Regions from separate parts of the Homo sapiens genome. Here all the other regions are linked to region 3. A link is an interaction called in ENCODE POLR2A ChIA-PET data of the cell type or tissue named here. Cell type or tissue: CD4-positive, alpha-beta T cell. All regions are shown on one strand.

Evidence for each region. Peaks named below come from ENCODE experiments on the same cell type or tissue, not always from the same donor. Only the 100,000 strongest peaks of a DNase experiment are listed, where the experiment ranks them.
Region 1: POLR2A ChIA-PET joins it to region 3 with 11 read pairs; 4 of 35 experiments call an interaction of 5 or more read pairs at or near these places.
Region 2: POLR2A ChIA-PET joins it to region 3 with 14 read pairs; 6 of 35 experiments call an interaction of 5 or more read pairs at or near these places.
Region 4: POLR2A ChIA-PET joins it to region 3 with 15 read pairs; 7 of 35 experiments call an interaction of 5 or more read pairs at or near these places.

The regions. Positions count from the first base shown.
Region 1 is chr14:98,016,012-98,021,011 of GRCh38, forward strand. No RefSeq gene overlaps it. Among named protein-coding and RNA genes, the nearest start is that of LINC01550, 40 kb to the left of the region's middle. In CD4-positive, alpha-beta T cell, no CTCF peak of the experiment used is centred here; a DNase peak (open chromatin) is centred at 2,830.
Region 2 is chr14:99,241,114-99,246,113 of GRCh38, forward strand. All of the region lies in intron 2 of BCL11B (BCL11 transcription factor B), which reads right to left. Among named protein-coding and RNA genes, the nearest start is that of BCL11B, 29 kb to the right of the region's middle. In CD4-positive, alpha-beta T cell, no CTCF peak of the experiment used is centred here; DNase peaks (open chromatin) are centred at 428, 2,518, 3,588, 4,818 and 3 weaker places; H3K4me3 peaks cover 5,000 bases; H3K27ac peaks cover 5,000 bases.
Region 3 is chr14:98,136,440-98,141,439 of GRCh38, forward strand. It overlaps LINC02295 (long intergenic non-protein coding RNA 2295), which reads left to right. Exons shown (of 3, transcript NR_184268.1): 2 at 2,554-2,871. The region is part of intron 1 of LOC105370655 (a long non-coding RNA gene); the gene reads right to left. Among named protein-coding and RNA genes, the nearest start is that of LINC02295, 3.0 kb to the left of the region's middle. In CD4-positive, alpha-beta T cell, CTCF peaks have their summits at 2,329 (motif pointing right) and 2,542; DNase peaks (open chromatin) are centred at 1,422 and 2,362; H3K4me3 peaks cover 3,372 bases; H3K27ac peaks cover 3,835 bases.
Region 4 is chr14:97,991,747-97,996,746 of GRCh38, forward strand. No RefSeq gene overlaps it. Among named protein-coding and RNA genes, the nearest start is that of LINC01550, 16 kb to the left of the region's middle. In CD4-positive, alpha-beta T cell, no CTCF peak of the experiment used is centred here; DNase peaks (open chromatin) are centred at 2,465, 2,705 and 4,035; H3K27ac peaks cover 3,939 bases.

The sequences.
Region 1 (5,000 bases), 120 kb before region 3:
CATTTACTTAATCTCTCCTATGTGACCGACTCAGCTGAGACTACAGGTGCACACTACCACACCAGGAAACCTTTTTCTTTTATTTTTTTAGATGTGGCCTTGCTATGTTGTGTAGGCTGCTCTTGAACTCCTGGCCTCAAGTAATCCTCCCACCTCAGCTTCCTGTCAAGTTTCACTATTAAAGGTCATTTTTTCCATTAGAACCAATGCTTCATGAGGTTCCTATGAGATCGCATATCTGTAGTGTAACTGACAAGACCCTCATCTGCAAAAAGATGTCTTGTATATAGAGGGCCTTTTTCTATTCTTATCACTTCTGAGCTGCAGAAGGTCTCCTAAAGATCAATAGATGAATATGCAACCAATTCGGACTTTAAGGCATTTTACCTGATCTTAGACAATTGCTTTTTTTTTTTTTTTTAGAATTGAAGAAACTGAGGTCCATAGCAGGAAAGAAAAGTGACCTACCTAAGATCAGGGCCAGGGCTAGGACCAAAGCCCATGCTCTTAACTCCCAGTCCTCTCCCCACTTTCCCACCTGTCCAGGCTTGCCCAGGCACCTACCAGTCAGTGCTCTTCCTCGTGCAATTCACTAAGCCTCCATTTTCTTCCCTGATTGCTTTTTTAAAATCCATCCAATTCCAAGATGTCTAAAATAGTTGCATCTAGCTTCATCTGGGTTTAGCTCAGAATGTTTATATAATCTTTTTCCTGGTCATAGAATCCCAATAAGTTATTGTTACACCCAAGAGGGCAAAGGCCAACCAGACACAGCAACCTAAAATTCTTCCCCCATAGGCTTTGTAGGAAGATGGGAAAGTAGTTGTGCACATAGCTGGTCCCAGCCTGACTTGATTCAGTTCAGCCACCCACCACCACCCCCTCAATAAAAGAAGAAAGAGAAAGAGATAGAAAGAGAGAGAGAGAAAGAAGAAAGAAGAAAGAAAGAAAGAAAGAAAGAAAGAAAGAAAGAAAGAAAGAAAGAAAGAAAGAAAGAAAGAAAGAAAGAGAGAGAGAGAAGGAAGGAAGGAAGGCGGGGAAGGGAGGGGAGGGAGCGAGGGAGGGAGGAAGGAAGGAAAGGAAGGAAAAGGAAAGGAAAGGGAAAAAGAGGAGAGAATGCGAAAGTGTTCTTGTAGCAGGATCTGGCCACAGGTCACCCAGCCCTACCTTTTCCTCATGAAGCTATGCTTTAATAGGGGCTGTACATTTACAGATGGATGGGCAGTCTGGTCCCTGCGCCTCGCATGCTGATGCTGAGTGTTCTGGGAGTGGCCGGTGCTCCACCTCTGAGAGCAGCTTGACTCCTCCGGATCCCCCACTCAAGCCCAGGAGGAGACATGGAGAGTACTCTGGGCTGTGATCTCTTGGTTTTCAATTGCAGGATTCCTGTCGAGGTCTCAGCACTGGGGCATTTCTCCAAAGCCTTATGTACTTACAAGTCTTTCTTCCCCTCTTAATTTGCCTGGAGCCAGGCTTTCATCTTGACTCTTAGCCAAGAGGCACCTGCTGAAATATTCATCAGCAGAAATTGTGCTATGGGTGCTCTTTCCTATTTGTCCAGTTCTATGTCATTAGAATAAGGGCGAGGTGAATGGAAATGGAGTTTGACACCAGAGAGTAAAATTCACTCAGAACTCCAGGTAAGCGGCAATTAACCCTTTTCTGCGTAGGAGGCTAAGTACTTACAACAGACCTTTGCAGCCATTCATGCACTTGTTCTTGGATCAGCAATTCCTGACATCTATTCATTCTTTCAGTACACTTTATTGAGCCCCTACTGTGTGTGAGACCCAGTGCTCGACCCTGGGCATAGCCAGATGCATATAATTGTGTCCCTGCTCACCAAACCTCATAGTCCAAAGAGAGAAAACAGAGAAACATACAGATAACTGTAACATAGGGCAAGTGTAGTTATGAAGTTAGGTATAGGAGAGCATAGAGCACAGCTCAGATTTAGAGAAGGAAAGGGTGATAAACACAATTTTCTGAAAGCAAAGAACCCTAAGCCAATTCTTTAAGGCTATATATATTTTTCAATTAGAGGGAAACTGAGTGGCAGGGTGGAATTTTGTAGAGGGTGCCAAGAAGAGGAAATGGACCTCCAGACAGAGTCAACAGCAACAGCAATGGCAGAGATGCAAAGAGAAATGACATTATGCATGTAACTCTGAGCAATCCTGGGATACTGGAGAAGAAAATGTTATTAAAGGTGTGAGATCTGGCAAGGAAGTGGCCAAAGTCAGATCAGGGGTCTTGTCTGTATGTCAGGGAGCTTGGTCTTAGTTTTTTCTGTCTTAGAGGAGCAGAGCATATAGTTGAAGAGTTCAAGCTGTAGGAGGGTTAGGATATGTTTTGGACATATTACTCAAGCTTTGGTGGAGTGATAAATTGTTAACAGAAAACAAGTTAGGAGGCTGTTAAAATAGGCAGAAGATAACAAGGGTGTGAGTTGGGGTAGTGGGAATGGACTGGAGGACAGAGATTCAAGAACACTAGACAGGACTTTCTCATTTTTGTGCAAGAATCATTTACTGAACAACTTTTATTAGTCAGTTTTTACTCTAGATAATAGTGGGAAATACCAAAATCAGTGTCAGAGTCTATTTTCCTTTACACAATTTGAACTCAAATTAAAGGAGTTCTATTAATATTTAACCAAAGGCAAGGGGGAGGGTGGGGAGCAGAGAAGGGGTCCTTGTGAGTTTCATAGAGCGGGCTTCATGTTTCTAAAACAGGATGCAGTCTGCACCCAGCCCTCATATTACATTTGTGGTTTGGATTGGGCTGGTAAGGATTGCACCGGCTTTTCAAATCTCTGGTGATGAAGGCTTGACTGAATCAACTCAGACCACAGCAAAGGCTCTGCACATCCCAGGCAGAGCTGGTTGTCTCTTTTCATATTCCTAGCCCCACAGAAGAATGCCAGCTATCAGCCCAGGCAGCAACTTAACAAAGCAAATCCCTGGTTGCTATCAACTCCACAATGTTGGTATTTATAAAGGAGGATTTTTTTTTAACTTTTTGTCTCTAACATAGAATTATATAGGGCCCTATTGCCAGTGCGCCCCATAGGCAGTCCCAATTTTTGTGTGTGTGCCCATGTTGACATAAAAGCGCATCTGAATTTTACTTGGAGTTAAAACACTGTGAGTGCTCCTGGCTGAATACAGTGGGACCGCGATATTGTACTGTGAAAACAAGAGCTTGAAAATTACTTCTGCAAAATTGAACTCTTTCCCTCTATGTATATGTATATGTGTGTGTATGTATATGCATATATAGGTATATGATAGCTGCATACACAATGATAACTGAGAAGAGAAAGTAAATCATTTGCATTTTGAGGCAAGTTTTTCTTCTATTGCTGTTATTAATTCACAGTGTTCAAATCTCTATGACCCAGTTTCCTCATCTGTAAAATGAGGATAATTATATTTATGAATAAAACACTAGGAGCTCTTTGGATGAAAGAGAATTCATGATTGGGAGAAAGCAATTTTATGACAAACTACAAAAACTGCATTCGCTGGGCACCCAGGCACTTGTTCTTCCTGGAGCCAGACTGTTTCACTGGAAGCTGATGGATAAAAAATATTGATATACACGCTAAAGCTCTACTGAAATGCAAATGGAAGTCACTGTAGAATGATAGATTTTAAGATATGTTGACATGGCTGTTTGCTTGTGGAATTCTTACCAGCCCAGTCCCAACCAGAAATCTCATAATATACCATGGTTGGTTGAAATACTGTTCCTGAACTGTGCCACTTTGCTTTCTGACTGTCTGGTCATGATTGGTGGTGTCAAACCAGATATGTGTCCATCCTGCTGCTTCTCCTCAAGGCAGAAGCTACAGTTTTTTAATAAAAAGCTTCTGTGACCGGGGTTCTGGGGCTTCCAGGATTGCCTACAGTCTTCTTACTGTGTCTTCAGTATTCAAGCCCTTTGTTGCATGAGTTTTCCATTGCTGTAATAAATGACCATAAACAGTGGCTTCAAACAACACAAATTTATTATCTCACGGTTTCTGTGGGTCAGGAGTAGGCACAGCTTAGCCGATTTCTTTGCTCAGAGACTCAGCTGGTGGTAGTCAAGGTATCAACCAGCAGGAAAATCTCTCTCTTCAAGTTTATATAATGTAACCCAATCAAAGAAGTGGCTGCTTCATCACATTCACAGGCCTTGTCCACAGCCAAGAGGAAGAGATCAGAGGTTCTGTTCACCGGCGGGGTAGGACTCTTGGAATTCTTCCACGCTTGTCATTCCTGGTGTCTCCTGTGTGCACATGCTGCGTATCCTCTTCTGTCAGGTCCAGGGTCTGGACACATTTTAAAGCAGAGATGATTTTGGCCTGGGTTTTGAAGGAAGAGTAGGAGTTAAAGTTGAAAAGGGAAAGGAGACCATTCAGACACGGCGAGTGAGATGACTTGGTCGAGGTTTGATAATCATAATGCCAGCTGTGCTTGGATGTATGTCTTCTGCTGGGGACTTGGAAAGTAGTTATTAGACCCTTTATTTTTGATATGTCATGTATATGGGGCTAGTCACACCTGAAGACCTAAATCTTTCAATGTAGATAGCAAAGGATGATTGAAGGAAAAAAGTGAAACAGCTTTCTTCCACTACTCTGGCACAATAAGAATAAACATGTATTTAGAACTGCAATCTTTCCTTCATGCTTTGTCATAGATGCACGTTAACGAATAGGCTTGAAAAAAAATGCAGATTCCTGAGTCCCATGTCTAAAAATACTGATTGAACAGGACAAATGTGATAGCCAGGAATCTGCTTGAAACAAACCTCACGGGTATTTCTAATGCAAATGTCCAAGGGCACGTCTCCCCCAAGGTAGAGGCTACAGGCTTTTAATAAAAAAGCTTCTGTGGGCTGGGTGCGGTGGCTCACACCTGTAATCCCAGCACTTTGGGAGGCCGAAGTGGGCGGATCACAAGGTCAGGAGATCGAGACCATCCTGGCTAACATGGTGAAACCCCGTCTCT
Region 2 (5,000 bases), 1.1 Mb after region 3:
ACAAGCCTCTTCTCCCTACAGGAGTGCCCAGTATTTATATGCCACTTACTTGGTTTTGAAACTGTTTTTTTATTATTTTTTTTAAATCTACAGCCTCTGTTTGGCTGTAATTACCCAGGAAGTTCTCTGCCCAGCACCCCATCATGAAATATACCCCAAAACAACATTGTAGATAAGAGCCCAGAGGCGGGGAGGCCTCCGGGGCCACTCTTACACATAAACAATCATAGTGTAGCCAGGATCCCAACGAGCTCCAATTCCAGATCGGGGCGAGAATCTAGCTGTAATCTCAGAGGAAGAAAGCAGCAAGCATCGCTCAGGAGGCCTCAGAGACTAAACAGACACAAAACCCAAAAGAAAAAGAAAAAAAAAAATCTTCGCACCACATCACCAAAATGGCAGAAAAATTAAGTCTTGGGGCTGAGACGAAGGGAACCTGACTCAGCTCCTCCGCCTCTGACAGCTGCCTCCTGCCCTTGGAGCGGCCAAGTGCAAACAAAAATGAGACCTTTCTTCTCTAAACCTGCTTGCTACGTGTCCCTGTGCTGTAGGGGGGACGATGTCGCTTTTTTCCCCCTTCCCTAAGTGCATTTTAATACCCTTATTCTACATCCTAATTTCTTTGAAAAAAACATCAGTGTCACTAAAAAAAACGTCACTCTGTTTTGCAAAATCCAGCAGCTTCCTTGGCAGCGAGAAAGGCTGGCTGGCATTATCCCCTCATTTGACAAAACTACTATTTCTGGGCATGTGGTCAAAAGCAGGTAGGAAGCAAATGCTGAGAAATAAGGAAGTAAAAACAGCCAACAGATTTTTCACTACCGAAGACGCCAAGCGTAAACATGATTTATTTAGCTGTGTTTAACGTGTCTGTCCTCCACTCGACTACAAGCCCACTTGGGTTTAAGGAAAGGGTGGGTAGAAGGGGACAGGAAAAGGGGAGTGGGGAGGACATCAGGGAGAGGGAGCAGGGGCAGGCGGCGCTGAAGGAAGACTTTCTGAGCGGTTCGGTTCAGAGTTTTAGGAGAACAAGAATCCTCTACCCCAAAATACATGCATGTGTCAAAAGAAGGCAGCACTAATCTGCTGGTTAATTAACGAGCTGCCACTAACAAAAGATGGAAGACCCAGTTCATACAGACAATATTTACATGGGCGTTGCATGATCTTGTCCCCCTGCTTCCCTACCTTTTCTCGCAAACCATGTGGGCTGGGTACAGCGACAGGCGGAGAGGCCCGTCAGGTTGGGAGGGTTACGAGTCCAGCCGTGGAGAGGGGAATATCACGGCCTTCCTTGCCCAGCCTTGCATGCCCACGTGGAATTTACTTAGATCTGTATTCAATTAAGAAGCACCAGACAGCTCCTGGCTCCAAGCCTGCACCATCGCAGACTCCAGGTATCTGCCGTTCCCCACTCCAGCCCCAGTGCCAGTGAACAGGGGCTGGGTCAAGGCCCCCATGGGGAAAGGAGAGGACCACACTCTCCCACCCCTACCCCACAACTCCAGCCCAAAGTCTTGGCCCAGCCAGGGTGAACAAACCAAATACATAAAGAAAGCTTCTGTATTTCCTAACTAACAAGACTAATCCAGAGGTTTTGGACCCTGCCAGAGGTTATTTTATGAAAAATCTAATTCAAGTAATCCAGCTTTTGCTGGAAAAAAGAAATCAAGACACTTCCAAAGAAAAGCAACAACCAAAAAGTAAAATGGAGCCCCAATAGGACACTTAGGCCCTCTGGCTTCCCTAGTGAAGGTACCATTTCATAGCAGACAGCTGTGTGCTCCATGGGGATAAGTGCCAATTTTTGTTAGCTCTGAGAGGCGGTGAGAATTTCCTCACTGGTCCGCTTTGAGTTCCTTCCTCACCGGCACCTAGCAAGCCTGTGCATTTAAAGACTGCTTGCTGTATGCATTCCTCCCTAATCCAAGTCTACATGTCCCCTGTCCAGCTCCTCTCCTTCTGGGGCCTGAGACCAAATATCAGGAAAAAATACCTTTTCTAGGGTATTCAGGTCAAGAGCAGCAGTGACACTATTCAGTATCAAGATTCTGAATCATGTGACAGTCCCAACAATAACAAGGAGCTGGGGTGGGGGAACACTCCTCTAAAATGAATGGGGAAGTGGGGGAGTTTCCTATTGGTATCAGGTTACTAAATTGAAAAACCAAGTGCCCCCCTCCCCACATAAACCTCCTCCCAAAGCCCCTAATTCTTCTTCCTTGCAGTAAAAAATTACACCCTCTAGAAGAGGCTATTTGATTCCTTTCCCTTTTGCAAATTAGTCACCCTGCCCCCACGGACTGAACAATAACAGTTCTCCATTTTTATGATGTCTTTGAAATCAGCAATTGCTTCACTCCTACCTATGGGTTTGTTTTCATATCTGGACAGGGACAGGGAAGTAAACAATTGGCTAGCCCCATTTTATAGATGAAGCAACTAACAGATGAACTGGTTTGCCCTGGGCTGTTTAGGAAGTCAATGCATTCGAGACTATCCGACACCACATGCCAACCTCTAGATTCTGCGGCTTTAACAACGACACGGCCCCTGACGCTCCAGCAACAACAAATATTATTGAACCTCTAAGCAGGACTCAGGTGCCACTCTGGAAGCACCCTTGTAGGAAATCCTATACAAAAATCTAGGCTTCTCAAAGCAATAAAATTGAAGATGCTTAACACAGCACCTCCGAAGGAGGCTTCTCCAGGATCCCTTTGGCTACCAATTGCACTGGTATTTCAACATGATCCAGCTGACAGAACCCCCCATTTCCAGGCAAATCTCCCACACATTGCTCCTAAAAAAAAAAAAAAAAAAAAAAAAAAAAAAAAAAGCAAGGAAAGTGCCCTACAGACACATGGCAGGGCTCGGAAGCACACACTGCAGGGCAGCCTACCCTGCCACTCAGGCGCAGAAAGTGTGCCCTGCAAAGACGCCAGAGCACCCTGGGGGCTACCAGTTCTCCTCGAGGAAGATCCTGAACAAGAGCCTTCCACCACACTGTCCAAGCCTTAGCCCAAACATACAGGGAGAAATCACGCGTAATTCTGATCACTGTTGAGCCGTCAAAATAAAGAAAAGGAAAATGAAAAGTCAGCCTCTCCCTCAGTGTACCAGCCAATACTTCAGCCAACCACAGGTTACCTGTCTTTCAAGCAAAACATGAACAATTACCCCCCCCTCACACACACACACACCCCTAGTCTCCAAAAATCCTAAAATGTACATCCCTTTAAATGAACTGCAGAGACCTAGGATGGGGCCCGTCAAACACACACACACATAATTAGCGTTTCATCTTTCTTTCTGTAAAGGAATCCGGTAACATAAATATTAATCAAACACGAGAATCTGCCAGTTCGTTTTGGACCATTATGAGTGCTGGACTGTGATCTTTACCCGTATTTACAGATATTCAAAGGCGGATTCTATCTTGTTAGACCCACTGTTATAAATGGACGTCTGAGAAATCAGCGAGCAAGTTCAGACAGATATGAAAACCTTCCTGTCCAGGACTGGCAGTAGCTTTGAGCTCCCAAGTGTTGAATTTGTTACCTTTTCCGGAGGGCTTGCAAAAAATAAATTGACAAATGCCTTCAGATTCCTCTACCAGAAAAGCTGGCTGCTCAAAGTTCGGGTTAGCTAAATCTGAGATTTTAAAATCAACTCTTACTCAAAACGCCATGACGGTGCCGTTTACACAATACTCGCCTTGAGAGCCCAGCAAGTGTAACATACTATTTCATATTATAAGTATATAGGTATACGCATATTTTTAATACTACCTTGACTCTTGTTATAGCAAATCAATTCTGCCTGGTTTAGATTTATTTCTGAAAAATGGAAAATAGAGATGTGGGTCCAATCCTAGCCTGGAAAAGCTGTCACAGTGAAGGTAAACTTTTAATCGGCTACAGGCGAACAGTATACAGTTTTATTTCCAGAGTAACAGCTTTGGGAAAATGTTTGAACATTTTCTTAAGAGCTTTGTGGTGGACAGGCTGGGCGTCCAACCACTGCTTTTCTGGGCCTTTAAGGGCCTGTTGAAGTGCTTTAAACAATTGGAGGCCAATTTTTAACACACAAAACTAGAGACTCCTAGCAAGGTGACGATTTGCATACAAATTCTTGTTGGAAGAGGTTATCCTAAGAGAAGTCAGGCTGAAAGGAGGACTGACATTAAATCCCTGTAATTCCAGGAGCTTCGGTGTCCCACTCCAGTGGAGGGTTCCATTCCCACACAATTGGGAAAACACTTTTGTCCTTGAGAAAAGCGGGCTTACTCTTCTCCCACTCGGAAAGAAACTAAGGTCCCCACGAAATCCCCACTTTGAGATGGGGCTGTTGCCCCTGGATGATCACATTTTTGTACAAGGGAACTCCCGGAGGCTCCTTCCGTCCCGGCCTCACCTGGATCCCGGGAACCGCCCGCTCTGTCCCGCCAAGGTGGGCTGAGGAAGACGGCGCCACTCATCAGGGCAATGGCGGCGGGCGGAAGAGGGATCCCCGTGCGCCCCCAGCACCCGGGACGAATGCCACCCCGGCGAAGCGACCCGACCGGCGCGCACGGTTTCGGGGAGGGGACCACTTCCACATTCCCCATGCCCGAGAAGGTCACCCACCCGGGAGAGCGCCCAAGGGCCAGAGAGGAGGCGACTGGTGGAGGAGGGGCGGCCCCGTGCGCACAAAGGGGCCCGGGGCCGGCAGGCTCCCCGCCCTTGACCTTGGGTCTCCGCCTCCATCCATCTCCGCCGGCTGCCAGGGAAGGGGGCTGGCCCGGGGCCAGAGGCGTGCTCGCTGGGCTGCTGCTGGGCTGGGGACCGACGGGGGCGGGGGGGAAAGGAGCCGGGAAAAAAGACTCCAGGGCTGCAGAGTGCTCCGAGGAAGCCTGCATTCCACCACCTTCAGGAGCCGGTCCCGAGGCGGCTCCGATTCACTGCATGCCCCCCGCCCCCCAAAGCAAAAGTTGCACGGATGCACGAGGGAAACCCCTT
Region 3 (5,000 bases):
GATAGTCTTGGATTTGAAGCTGGGCAAGATTTTTAACATTTTAGATAAAGCAAGCAGGGAAATGATTTGTGAGTATAGCTCTGTGTTTAAGCACAGGGAGAGGGAGGTGTTTTCTGCTTCACCGCATGACTCCCCTTCCATACACCCACATGTGCATGCAGGCACACACATGTATACACACAGGTGCATGCATCCATACACACAGACCCACACATGTACACATACAGGCCCACACACACCCATAGATAGACACACACACTCCCAGGTACACATGCAGGTGCACACACCCATGCACACACAGGCATACACAGGTACACACACAGACACACACTCTCTCTCCCACAGCTTTCTAGACAAAGGCTCTGCCATCAGACTTTCGTACCCTGGCCTCCTGGTTTTATGAACAAATAATTCCTTTTTTTGCAAAGCAGAATTCCCCGCCCCCATTATAAACTCCCACCATTCAAATCTATAATTGGGGGAGTAACAGAGCTGTGGCCGACTTATCTTTTTAAATGCACCGACCCTGGACGAGCCATCCTAAAAATGTGTAATTATAAATAAACCTTCACCTATGTCAGCTGGCAGGGTTTTTAATTACTGCACTTGATGTCAATCAAGGCCAGCTCTGGGTATGCATGTTAGGGGGCAATTTCAGAGGAATTTTGCGGACATAAGCTGTTTGCCTTATTCTATTATCTGCATTTAAAAGGGGAGAGGAGGAGATAAGGCGACAGCCAGGAGGGGAGAGAGAAAGAGCAGCTCATGGAAAGAAAATGGTGGGGGAGGCATTTTACCGAGGCTGCAGCATCCTGCTGGGGCTGGGGAGGGCAGATACTGGACATCTCTCCTAACCCAGGGCCCCACACTGCTGGCCCCCTCTTTGTCTCCCAACCCTTTCTTGCAGGAAGATAAGGAGGGAGATGGGAGTGAGGTGTATATTTGCTGATGGAAGGGGGTGGAGGGGGCCCCTGCTAATCATGTGGGGACAAGGCGGGGATGAGGGTGGGGGTAGGATGAGGGTGGGGGTAGGATGAGGCAGGGAAGGAGAAGATCAGGAAGAGCAAGAAGTGTTGGGGGGAAGCGCTAAAAGGAAAAAAAATCAATTGATGCATATTCACTTTCTCCTCCACTGCGGATTCTATCCGAAGGAAACACTGAACTTTGTAGTGTTAGCAGCAGCTGAAATTTAGAATTATTGTTTCCTTCTAACAGAAGACTCATTTTCCACGGCCGCATTTGCAGCATAATAAGCTTTTTGTTATTTTTTCAATTAGAGTCAATTGACCTAACAAAATGCTTGGCAATTAAGTGATTTTTGTAATGGTCCGGGGGTAATTTAGTCGAGCTTGTCAGCTGTGTTTCATGAAGCCAGGCTGTCTTTTTTTTTTCCCCACTGCCTCTCTCTCTCTCCCTCTCTCTCCCTCTCTCTCTCTCTCTCTCTCTCTCCTCTCTCTCGAGCATAATGGCTCATAATTTCGAAATCTTTTCCTTCTGTTTCCCTCACAATAATTCGCAATTACAGGAAGTTGTTGGAGGTGATTTTTTTTTCTACCTTGCCTTTTGAGTCAGTAATTTTAAATAAAATGTACATACTTATAAAAAGGCAGCTATTACTGAAATCACTTTTTGTGTAAACTCAATTATTTCATGAATAGTGACACCAGCTTATACTGGGTCCCACTCCTGAAGGCTGAGGCATTATTATCTTCAGGGTAAAAGGTTTGGAACATTCAGAACACTCTTTCCAAATCAAACCAGCATTCAATAAGGTAAACACGACTTCAGGAGAGCAGGAGGCGGCTGGGTTACCTGGCCATGAAAAATGGCAACCTCCGGGCAGCCCTCATCTCTGTTTCCTCCCCTGGGCAAGGACTGGACTTTGGCTTCTCATCCTCTGATTTATGAGGAAATTCCTCATTTGCCTAATTGATTCATTTTCTTAAGACGACATCTGGAGTTACATTTTCTTTTAAAAGGCTGCAGTTAGAGCTGATGACTAGCTCAGATGTTCCTTCATTGTGTTACTATCTGTTTATACCTATCTTAAAAATATATAATATTCTGCACGTATCTGCATACGTGCATACATACAGAAATAGCAGAAAGACGTGCTGGTGTTTTTTCAGACAAATTCGCCTAGGAGGTAATGTGAGTCGTTATCAGGATTCATCTTTAACCTTTAGGAGGCTCATGTACATTTTCACATTGCCTTATGTGTTTGAAAATGATCTCTGCCTTCTACTCCTGAGTTACAATCCCTGGTTGACTTTAGTTGCCCCCACTGTGAAAAACAACTTAGCAGTAGCCCACTTCGTTCCTTGGTAAAAATCTCCCCAGTAGGGGGCAGTAGAAGAGCAAGCCAGCGGAACCCCATTTCGGCTGGCCCTTTAACAGGGCCAAGACTTCCCCGCTCTGGGAGGCCCATCCCCTCTTGGCTCCCGTTGGAACGCAGAGTTGGAAAGATCCATTAGTACAGAACACTGGTTTTGAATTGGTCTCCCAATTCTGTCTGGATAACATCTAATCAAATGCTCCTCCCTCTCCTTTTAGGTTTTATATCTTTTCAAAGTGATTCATTGAAAGCTGTGGCTGTTGTCAGCTGGGTGCTGGGAGCACTGAACAAATTCCCTGCCTAGGTTGTGTAGACAACGTGGGGAATGGGAGACCCTTGGGATCCTGATGGTCTCGCCAGGCCTACTGAGACAAGTGTCCAGTGCCATCGGACCTGTGCTCATGCAGTTACTTACTACCATGTGAATCTGACCATCAAAATTCTTCCTACATTTCAATTCCCCCAACTCTAAAATGAGGAGGTTGGGCTTGATACCATCTCAGAACTCTTCCAGCTATAAACTGCAAACCAATCAGGTATTAATTAATTCATTCATCCACTCTTTACAAGATGCACCCTGATCTGCAGAAGACATTCCTGTGTATAACAGAGTCATCATATTCTTGGGTTTGATTTGTTCTTTTTTAAAATATGGAATTTTTGTTTAATTCCAAATGGTTTTCTTTATTCTTTTTGTTGTTGTACAATTTACCCTCAACCAAAGAAAGAATAACGATAATTTGGAGAGTTAAACTTATTTCATAGCTTTAAATAGGTGTGTGATTTCCACAGTGACTGACGTCTTACCTGTATTTTGAGATATTTGGAAATCTTTACCTGTTTCCCCAGTGGTCATGGACAGCCTTGGGCTTGACTTGGTTTAGATTCTCAGACACTGTGGTTTGGACTGGGCTGGGGCTGGGCCCAGCCTCTCAAGGCTTTGATTAATCCACTGCACCTCTCATTTTCCTGACTATAAAAGAGAAGCTACAGTTCTGAATAAGCATCTTGCAGAAGAAAGAAGCCAAAGCAGAAAGTATTAAACTTTCATCCAGCACCATAGGAGAGATGTAGTTATTAAATTTCAGCTGCTTATCAAACTGATATGAAAGTCATTTTGCATGATTGCTTTGCATCCTCAAATCTTCTGCTTTTATTTGCAATGCATCTCCGTGCTTTCTTATTAGAAAAATACTCAAAGGATAAAAAAGCTGATAATATTATTCGGTTTTGACAATTAGGTAGAAAAAGCATTCAAAGAAGTGCTTTTTTATTGCAGCTGGTAATACTATTGGAGGTCCTCCTGATAGCAGTCTATACTGATGCTACCCAAGGTGACACTGGTTTTATCTTTTAATTGCCGTGTACTGGTTATACTGGATCTGGGCAAGGGAGGCTATTTCTAATCTTTGCATTGGGACATAGGACTCTAGCTTATATGACAGGTTCAGCTTATCCTGAACCTCTTGCATTTGCTCACTCTTGACTTTATGTTGTGTCCACTGCTCTCACTTGTATTGGGCCTAGGATGAGGACTTTTGCTGACTATTCAACACACCTTTGTTGAATATTTACTGTGTGTTGGGAAATGCCTTAAGACCCAGAGATGTAGCTTCAAGCCATAGACCACCTACAATTGAATTTTATCTCCCCTTTTTCAATTAAATCATCAGAGTTCACTTTTAAATTATATGCACATATAAAATTCTAAATTATGTATACATTTATGCACATAAAGATATATGATTTTTTTCATCATTTCACTATCTTTTCGTGGTCCACAGAATGCAAAAATGATTATTTTGACTTATTTGCCAGTTCTATGGACCTTATTTTACTTTAGCCTTTTAAATAGCTCTATGAGGTAGAGACTCATTTTCTTTTGACAACAGAGGAAAGTGAAGCTTAGTGGGGTAAAGAGACTTGTTCAGGATCATACAGGTGGTATATGACATCTATGTGATTCAAGTCACGTCTGTGAGACTATAAAGCAGTGCTATCTTTTGGCCTTAGCCTACTGCCAGCATCTCCGTTAGCATCTCTCACCAATAGTCGTCAATGCCCTTTATTTCCATGTGTTCAGATTCTAGCAAAGTAGGGAGAGACCTCAGCACAACGGGCATCATCACCCAGTAATAGACATGAGCACCAAGGCTTTGGGAGCTGAGACAGAGGAGTAGGCGCCCCATGCACCAATATCTCTAAGCCCCATACTTTCTGCTTTTTTGCAAGGAAATGGAGATTGCTTACCACAACCATTAGACTGCTGCTGACAACAAGGGAGATGCAGCCACTGAAATCTAATTCTGGAGAGCTAAAGGGACTCTTGTCGGAAGAGGGAAGTGGTAGCTGTGCCCCGTGGAAATAGCTCAAACTGAAAGTCAAGGAAGATCCTAATTAATTTAACAATAATTTGTTGAGGTCCCACCATGAGCCAGACCTGGTTCTTGGTGCTTGGGATAGCAGGGAAACACATGAAGGCAAAGATGCTTGCAACGGTGGAACCTACGTTGTAACTGGGGAGTCAGACTAAACAGCAAGCCACAGCACAACATGTCAGAAGACAGTGTGCTATGGAAAAAATAAAAGTAAAGCTGGGTCAGGCAGAAATGGGGAGCAGTTTCAGTTTTCATATTAAATACCCTGATCAGGAATGTGAGATCTA
Region 4 (5,000 bases), 140 kb before region 3:
CACTCTGCTAAATAGAGTCTTCCCCCCAAAATCCCTGCCATGCCTACTCCCAGAAGTTTACCTTTTCCATTCTAACCTTGCTCATTCTCTCAGTATCTGCTCTTTAAGGAAGTAATTTTCTTTTTAGGTATATATTTTTTCTTGCATCTGGACTTGATTCCCATGATACTTTTTGAGAATCTAAGGTGGCACTTACAGCCTTCAGCCTATTTTTAAACATGTAGTTTACTCTACTAAATTGCAGGTTTGCAGAGGGTAAAAATTGTGTCTTTTATATCTCTCTATCACCCCAAGGCACTGATAAAGCTGCATCCGTCATGATAAAGCAGTATGATGAGATCTTTTAACAGGTCATGCTGAAGTAACAAACAATCCTCAAATCTCAGGTGCTGACTACAACAAAGGTTTCTTGTTTGCTTGCATATATGTCAATCGTGGGTCAATGGGAGCTCTCCTCCTTGTGTCTCCTTTGTACTGAGATCTGGGCTGAATATGTACAGCTCCTCTCTGGCACTTGACCTTCTTGAGGCAGAAGGAAATGAGTTCATGGCAGAATGATGCAGTGGTCCTTAGATTCTCTTCTGGGGAGTGGCGTGTGTCACATGATGTGGTCAAACTTGGTACCACTGGGATGGGGAGAGCAGATGCTTTCCTGGGATGTTGCACCACACACCCCATAGCAACAGGCAGTGGTGTAGCATCATCCAGAGAAGGGCGGCAAAATATTTGAACACATTATTGCAGTTTACCACCCTTGTACATCAGAGGCTGTCAAGGAATGCTATGAAAATCAAGTCAATTTGCATCATTTTAAATAACCTTCTGAAACCCATAGTCAATGGCAGTCAGAATATTACTAAAAACATTATTTACTTAATTAGAAAATGTGCCCTTTGTGAAGAACTACCAGTGTGATTTCCCTTAGCTCTATGTATCAGAAGTAAGTGTTCTTTTACCCATTACCTATGAAACACTGTTCGTTATTTTACTGGCTACTAGGAAGCTCCTGCCTAAATAATGGCTCCCATTGGTGAATTACACAGGAATTTATGGAAACTTTTTCAGAATTGACCTTATGCCTGGCATTATTGTATTTTACTTCTACCCTTATTCACCCAGATGTAAGTTTACCACCTGTATTTTTCATAAACTATTAAAAAATACATGGATTATAAACAAATGAGCTTATCTTAGACATACCCTTTGAGACTGTTTGAAGCTTGTCTGCCCACTGGACTTTATTGTATTCTTGCTTAATGCTTTAGCTCTGCCTTTGAGGAATAAATGAAAACACATGTGGAAGACAAATCACTCCTTGTCCTTCCAAATATGCCATGAACTGCCTGATCAAAGGGAAATGAGAAAAGCCACTTTTCAAATGGGGCCCCAGGGGTCCCTGAACCAAACCAGTCTCTCTGGGGCCAGGAAGGACAGATCCCCAAATCTGCTCCAGTTCCCCAAGGTGCCTGCTGGACCCAGCACCTTTGCCCTCATCATCAATGAGAGGAAGCATCGATGTAATCCTTTATGCTTGGTGGGACTGTGGGAAATAATATCACAGACAAACACTGGACCCCCAGGAGGGGCCTTCTTCAGATGACAGGAAGGCAGACACAATTGCAAATACCTTGTGCCTGTGTCTTCTAAGACAAAACAGTTGGACTCTTTGGACACATGGCTGATCTTCTCTCCACACATAGGGTAAGAACAATTCTATTCCTTACCCCATGGCTACCAAAGTGATGGATTCCTAATGCTGGGCTGACTGTTTCATGCATCTTTATGAGTACCACGTGGGACTTCTCACTGAGTTTACGATGAAATGTGAATCCCTAAACTCGGATTTTGGGGCCTTCAGGAGCAGCTTCCTCATTCTCCATCTCTTGTGTTTCTAATTCCCTAAATTTTACATGCTCTTCCTTAAGTCCATTCCTTTGCAGTTAACTTTAAAAAATGATGATGATAGCAAAAATAACAATAATGATACTAATAATACAGTAAGCCCTAGCTGAGCTATAGTCATCCTTTCCACTCAACTGAACACATCTTTAGAGAGTCTTCTCTTTCATCATCAGATGTGTTAGGCAACCTACTTTGTGACCTCAGCTGATGCCTCTATATATTGTAATACTGTGTTTTATCAACTTGTCTATGATTCCTTGAGGCCAACCAAAGGCGATGTTCAAGCTCTTCTTTCCATCCCTAGCCACTAGCTCAGTATCAGGTGTTTAGGAGATGCAGAATGAATGTTTGCCAAATTAATATGCACATAAGTTAAATAGGACCCCAGTCGGTTATATGGGTTTAGTGAGTCACAAAGAAGAAAGTGGTGTGGGGACGGTTGGAGGGAACAGAACAGGAAGAAATAATACCTCCTTGAATCAACAGTGTCTACATCACCTCAGGTGAAAGGTGAGAGAGAGAGGCAGGCACTTCCTTCTTTAGAAGGATCAGAGGGAGCAGGAGGCTGAGAATGTGACCATTCACCCCACTGAATTAGACCTAGGGATGGTGACATGCCCGGCAGAAACTCCTGTGTGGGGCCAAGTCATCTTGGCCATGCAGGCAAAGACATGGTGAAGCAAGAATCTCTGTGGGAACATTTTGTAAAGAAGAGGCCATCGAGGATGTGGGGTTTTACAAACAACCTTCATCATTATGAGAACCGTTACCACTGTTACTACAGGAAACTGTGCACACAGTAAAAATGAGATGGCAAGCACAGGCTCTGTTGCAGAAGAAGAAATGGAGTACATTTCCTGATAGTAGAGTAAGAAAGAAAAAAAAAATTCTGAGCCACTATGACGCTGCCTAGTAAAACATAGTGAGAGACTCCTGTGTAATTTTAAATGTTCTGTTAGCCACATTTTAAAAAAATGTAAAATTAAACAGGTGAAATGAAGTTTAATGATGTATTTGACTTAACCCAATTCATTCAAAATATTATTTCAATCAGCAAACCACACAAAATTATCAATGAGACATTTTACTTTTTTATGGTATACTGAGTATGAGAACTTGAGTTTGTTTTCCACCCACAGCATATCTCAATTCAGGCTGGCCACAGTTCCAGTGCTCCATAGCATAGTGTGTTGGTCACTCTGTCCTGGAGGGCATAGGACGCTGAGCACTGTCTTTACATGGTCCCTGTATCTAGTGTGTAACTGACTTTGAGGAAATATGGACAAGGGCTTTTAATGACAAGAGGCAGACCTTGAGGTGGGCCACATGTCACAGATGTCACAGCCAAAAGACTTCTACTTTGGTGGTCCCAAGGCCAGCATAAGAGGTGCTGTGAGATCATAGAGGAGCCCCTTCCCTTCTTGATGAATGGTCTGCATCAACACCTACAAAATAATAGTTTGGACCAGATGATGATAGTCTCTTAAAAGTATCTGCATGCATCATCTCCAACCCGCACCACCACTCCAGAGCTAGAAGTCAGACTCAACATTCACACTGGCCCTCATATGTTGGGTATGACATTGAAGGTCACATTCACAACAAGCCACAGAGCCAAGATGGGAGCCTACACCTGTGAGTCAATTCACTGGCTTGTGGCAAATAGTTAAGGGCACTTTGCTTGTTATTCTAGGAAAAGATATTGGAACTCTGAATTGTGCGTATGCATAACAGATTTGATTTGCTCAATTGATATGAATGACTACATCACCAGGTAGATGACCTCTGTTCTGTGGTACCTCCTGCCTTCTCAATTAAAAACTTTGCAGGCTGCCTTTCATCTTACTTAGGTTGAAACAGAAGCACATTTCAAACGTAGTTTATTTCTTCCACCTCTTTCTTATACTCCGGTTGGTTTGGGCTCTTGAGCATTCATAGAGACAGCTCCCTGTCATTTTCTTCACATTTTCCAAAAAGAGGAAATGGGGAAAAATATCAAAACACCAGACAGGTTGTTATTGCAGCATCAGAAATCTCAGTGGGAGCTTTGTTAAGTCACTGTCCTCCACCAGGAAGCAGGAGTACACCTCTAAGGCATTCTGAAGCTACCCAGACATTCAGCCCATCCTCCCTCTCTCTACTCCACCCCAGGCAGATCATAAACACTTCTCCTGCCAGCCTTGGCCTGCTGATGTCAAGAAAAGCCCATGCACCAGGTCCTGTCCCAGTGCAGGACTGGGAAGAATAGCTTCAAGCATGGGCTCGCCTCCCACACTGATCTGGTTCAAGTCCCAGTTTCTCATGTAGCATGTGGCTCTGGGAACATCTCTTATCCTATCTTCCTGTCACGTTCCTCACCATAAAAGTATATTACTAATAATACCTCTTCCCAGGGGCTACTGCCCCTGAAACAGTGCAAGTTAGTGTCTAGCATGTGCTGGCACATGGGAAATGCTCATGAAAGCTCGCTAAAGACCATGTCCATTGTCATAACAACAATAGGGATTCAGTGAGCGCCCTGAGGTAGACCTTGAAGCCATATGAAAATACTTATCACATCCTCCCCGGAAGAGCCAACTTATACATTTTGAAAGAAGTGCTTATTTTACTGAAAATGCCATCAGAAGATACAGAAATGTTTTTCATTAAACACTGTGTAGCAAAAGGCTATAAAACCTTCCTTTGAACCTGTTCTCCTCACCCCATGTTTCCTGCCCTGGTGTTAACTTCTCTTCAGCATTCTTTCCTTTTCCAATGGCTTCTGCAAGCTCCCCATCTGCTCAGGCTGACAGCTTGGTCCCCACTCAGAATCACACAATTCCAGCCAATGTCACCCCACCTTCAGGAAGCTGTGGACACCATCCAGGCCTATGCTAACATGACACGCCAAGCATCTTATTGTGATTATGAATATATAATTCCTGACCTCAAAAAATTGAGTGTCTAGAGGAGAAGACAGACACGTAAAGAGGTGAGTACCTGGGAGAGAGGAAAAGGTTTTTGGAAGCATGCATCATAAACCCGAATAAGGCATGGCTTTTGGAGCCCAAAGGTATCAAAGAGAGCTTGATAGAGCTATCCCAACCATCGACTGAGAG